Regions from separate parts of the Mus musculus genome. Here region 2 is linked to region 1. The links are chromatin loops, found by intact Hi-C in ENCODE. Cell type or tissue: heart. All regions are shown on one strand.

Evidence for each region. Peaks named below come from ENCODE experiments on the same cell type or tissue, not always from the same donor. Only the 100,000 strongest peaks of a DNase experiment are listed, where the experiment ranks them.
Region 2: it touches region 1 in a loop (6-fold over the local background); 7 of 42 quality-filtered maps call a loop at or near these places.

What each region holds. Positions count from the first base shown.
Region 1 is chr6:24,720,697-24,723,196 of GRCm38, forward strand. No RefSeq gene overlaps it. Among named protein-coding and RNA genes, the nearest start is that of Hyal6, 11 kb to the right of the region's middle. In heart, CTCF peaks have their summits at 837 (motif pointing left) and 1,142 (motif pointing right); no DNase peak of the experiment used is centred here; H3K4me3 peaks cover 219 bases.
Region 2 is chr6:24,568,216-24,570,715 of GRCm38, forward strand. Asb15 (ankyrin repeat and SOCS box-containing 15) reads left to right here. Exons shown (of 10, transcript NM_080847.3): 10 at 2,404-2,500. Among named protein-coding and RNA genes, the nearest start is that of Lmod2, 28 kb to the right of the region's middle. In heart, a CTCF peak has its summit at 950; a DNase peak (open chromatin) is centred at 2,286; H3K27ac peaks cover 640 bases.

The DNA.
Region 1 (2,500 bases):
ATTGTTGGGTTTGTCTTTTATTCTCATTGTAAATCTGGATAAAGTGCCTATGTGTCTCTTCTGTAAATGACTTTAGGAATGCAATTATACGCAATCCATATTGTCTTTTTACTGGCCAGAACATATTTCACAGAAATAATAAAGTCTTAAATATAAAGACTTTGAATCCACTCTTACTTTCCTAGTAAAAAATTCAGTCCTTAGGACTGGGCATGATAAGGTTAAACTTTATTAAGCACAGCATACCTTAGTCTGAAGTAGATCAGAAATTTGAGGACAGCCTGGGATACATGACATGAACCCAGCTAAGTAAATAGTAATTAATCACAGAAAGGAATGAGATTACATCCATTCTATACCACGGATGAGTCTGAAAATATCGTGTTAAATTAAAATTGATGTTCACAGGTGAGGCCATTATGCACGATTCCATCCATGAAAATGGATTTCTACCCATACAAAATTTTTAACGTATGTAAATCGATAAGGACAGAACACAGATTGCACAAAGTCAGAGGAAAGGCACCTGTGGGCCGGTAGTTAGGTAACTAGCATAGCCACTCTAACTTAAATTGTCAACAGTGATCAGATACAATTTCAAGATTAATTTCTCAAAGTTTCAACACAAACGTCTGCTAAAGTAATAGAGCGCTGAGACTTTGTATTGTTTTCGTTACAATTGCAGCCACTCTTCTCTAGCATTGGCCAACAAACAGACAAACAAACAAAGAAACAAGCACCGGGTCCCCCTAAAGAACCCCAAACAAAAACCTAAAACCAAACTCAACAACAAAATCCCTCAGGTGTGAAGAGCCCCCTGCTGGCCGTTTCCTAAGAATTCCTGGTTCACCCAGGAATCACACAGACCTAAGGACTTCGGTCTAAATGTAAACTTTCTTAAAAATCAAGGCACTCTGCCGTTTGATAAGAACTATTTACAATTATCCCATCATTACCAAAGCCTGTTTGGATTTACGCGGGATTCACTTTCTATCTATCAGCAGATGTCAAAACGTTCTATACCTTCTATTTATCCTGTTTCTTGAAAAGAGGATTTTGTCTCTCAAGTCTCAATTCTAAAGTTCTCTGAAAGTTTTTAATTTGAAAAAAAATTGTTTATTGATGATAATATGAATCTTAACAAATGTCTAAAATTATACCACCAGATGGCGCTACCTCCCTGCAGTTCCCGAAGCACCATGTTTGAAAGGACATTTTACAGTGAGTTTTAATTACCGTCTGTTAGTACTATTTAAAGTTGCAAGAATCTGTTATCCAAGACTCTGTTGTGCCATAGGGCTTTATAATTGTACACCTGCCAGTGGAAGTTGGCCAGCCAGTAGCAACACATAAAGAAGCTTAGCTTCAGTCTCTCTTGGATTTTTAAAAATTTTACCTTTCTATTTATTTTGTATGTTATTCCTAAGGAGTATAAGAATAGGCATTTTGTTGTGGCATAACAAATCTTATTAAAATATATATCGATAATGACCTCAATCCAATAAAGATTCATAATGATATATTACAATATTAATTTACAACCACAAAAGGTAGAGCTTTTTTTTTTTTTTTATCCAAGGATAATATTTATCTTGTACTTAAAAGCAACGTTGCAAAAGAAAGTTGGAATTAGGAGGCGGCAGGTGGCTGGGTGTGGGAATCATGTTCTTGATTCTGTGACAGATATAAATAAGACATTCCTTTTAGTCTTTTACCTTGCTGGTCCCCTTATAATTACATGGGTATAAAAGGGCAAGTTCTGGCCAATGAAATGATAGTGCAAGTGAAAGTCTCTTTTCCAGATGGAGGTTATAAGGCATTCATGGGTTTCTCAAGGGTTTTTGAACTCAGAGGAATTACAGGAAGGAGAGAAGAATGGGAAGCAGATGTATCTGTGTGTTGTTTTCCCTCATACAGTTTTTGGTTCCACCTGAAATTCTTTAACTAATGAAGAGAACATGGAGAGTGGAGAAAGACTCTCACACTCTGCCACTCAGTATTTGAGATGAGGGAGGAAGCAAATTAGCTGGAATCCTATACCAGTTGGGGCAGTCCTGTGATAGTCAGCCCTGCTCAGGGAAAGGAAAGTCTGCCAATATGGCCTCCCAGAGCAGGTTTTGCTCAGAAGTGATTTAGACTGATCTACAAGTTGTTGGAGCACCAACCAGGAGAGCTTGCTGGCGAAAGTCATCACAGCAGAACAAGATTCCTAGTGATATTTCAGAGGAGCTATATAGCACATGGGAGATATAGCCACATTTTGAATAGTTAGCTGGACCACCAGTAAGTAGGGAACATTCGACCTAGATGTCAAAAGACCATTACCAGGCCATGACTGAGGCAAGAACACACAGTTTAACCTATACATAAACTTTAGTGTGAAATAAAATTAACTTGAGATGTGGGCAAAGAATACTGTATGAGAATATGAATAGGCTAAGAACATTACGCTCAAGACCCTTGATTCTTCCCTGCTCTTGGGACCTCCACTTATTCTACT
Region 2 (2,500 bases), 150 kb before region 1:
ACATGATAAAAATGAATAGAGGAAGAACTTAAAGATCATATAATATTCAGACAATATCCCGTAACTTTTTAACCCTCTAGCCAAAGGAGAACCCCAGACCATGACATCTGTTGTTGACTGCTGACCTGCACATGCACACACTCACTCACTTCACTGCCGCACTCATGTGGCACACACACGCAAGCCCAGCAAAATGAAACATTAGGGGCTATTCGCTTCAATGTTAAAAGTGACCACATTTTGTTATACTTGATTATAAATTTTAAATTAACCTTCTTTGACTACTAACACAAAGGCATATGCCTGTAATCCCAGCATTGGGGGGCCAAGTTCACATTTTTTGTCGGTCCTATAATTAATGTAGGGACAGATCACTTAGATGATGAGACTTCGAAAGGGCTGATTGCTGAACAAGTGAGAACCATGGTGGCTTATGGGAGAAGGAAGAATGAAGGTTGGGAGGCTGTGCAACCATCTTCTGTGGCTGACGAAGCTCTATTTCATAACCTGTGATGTAGGCGAAGATGGTCGTCTACTTGATACTGCCAAGTGCATTGGAACTATGTGTGTATGTAGTTAGTTAGTCCCATGTTTTAAATTTTCAAAACCAAAAGCCTTAAACGGTTTGTCTGAAACACCACTAAAGTACAAATAAGTTAATTCTCCAAAGTTCTGGGCATAACCCCAGAGCCAGGGGTTGAGCCTTGTGTGTCTTACTCCATAACAGTGGCTTTCTCTGCAGTAACTGCTGTTATATAAGTAGCGCAAGTTTTTCTAGGAACTGAGAAGTAATGATCTACGTGAACCTCTGTAAATGAAATTCTAGTTGTGGTGGATTTTGAAAGACACCCCAGGCAAGAGTGAAGTTAGGACGCTTTTCTGTGATTTCAGTGTTTTTTTTCTGCAGCAGCTTGATAGCTGGTTGCTGTGAGCCTTGTAAGCCACTGGATGTCAGGGTTCTCCTAGCTCTAGGCAAGGTGGTTTGTTTGTTAAGGCACAAAATAAAATTGCAATCTTATAGAACGTGGGAAGGTACGTATTTTGATCATGATCTTTTTGCCTCATGTTTGTAGAAAATGGCCTAACTTATTTTTTGAGATGGGGTTTTGCTCTGCAGCCCAGGCTAGTCTGAAATTCTCTCTGTATCCAGGCTGACCTCAAACCTATGACCTTCCTGCCTTGCCCTCCAAATGTGGGGATTATAGGTACATGCCACCAAGGATAACTTTGTTTTAACATTAAAATAATGTAGTTTGAAATATTATAATCGAATGTAGCAAAAGGTGATCACTTTCATCATTGAAGTGAACAGTCTCTAATGTTTCTTGTTGTTGTATTTGTGTTTGTGTTTGTGTACATATGAGTGTAGCAGGTCAAGTGAATGTGTATGTACGTGTGTAGGCCAGAAGTGAACGTCAGGTGTCATTCCTTGGAGTTGGAGGGGAGGTTCTGATTAGGTAGTCTAGCTGGCCAGTGAGCTTCCAGTAACTTCCTGTTTCTGCCTCCCTAATGAACTCTTGAAGAGCAAACATATTAGCTACTGAGCTGCCCCTGTCCCCCAACATTTATTGAATGTTATAGCCCAGTGTGTCAAAGGTTTTCCTAGTAATTTATATGAACTATTTAGCCTTCAGACAATCCTATGAAGTAGGCACTATTGTTACCCACCTTACGTAAACAAGAATACTAATTATAGGAGTTAAGGTCCTGTGCAAGGTCACACAAAGTAACACAGGCAGGGTGTTAATCCCAGCTGACTGAATCCAGAGCCAGTGTTTACTTGTGTCCTTGTTCTATGCTGCCCCTTCATGGGTTCTTTTTGTTGGCATAAAACATCAGTGTTATAATCCTAATAAAGAGTAAGAGGTTGAAAAGTATACTTCCCATCACCAGATAAGTGACTGTTAGTGTCTAGTGTGTTGCAGACACTGGACACAGGCCTCAGATTGAATTGTGAATGATTTATGAAATTGTCCAGTGGTGTTTTAATTATTAATAATTAGTGATAATTATTCATCAGAAAAAATAGTAGAAAAGAGAGCAAATAAGGAAATACATCTATATAATATTTAGTTCTAAAACAAAATAATAAAGGAGAAATGTAGCGCCATTTGCTATTTAACATCCAATCCATTTGTTTATTTAACAAACTGGACACCTATCAGGAGCCAGACTTGCTCCTGGCCCAGATGCAGACGGAATCCCTGTCCTTGTGGAGCGCAGCTCCGGAGGGGAGGCAAGGGCTAGAGGACTTAATTGAAATGTGAATTGAGGTCAGCGTCATCAGCTGCTAACGTGCATATTTTCAGAGATACACAGGGTGCTACTCTGAGACAATCTGTACCTAGCGTGGGAAGCCAATAGGACTTTTAAACTTTCTGCTTGTTTCCCCGTTTATTTTAGAGAATCCTTGCTCCCTAAAGCATCTGTGCCGATTAAAAATTCGCCGAGTTATGGGACTGCAGCGACTCTGCCAGCCAGCCTCCATACAGATGCTTCC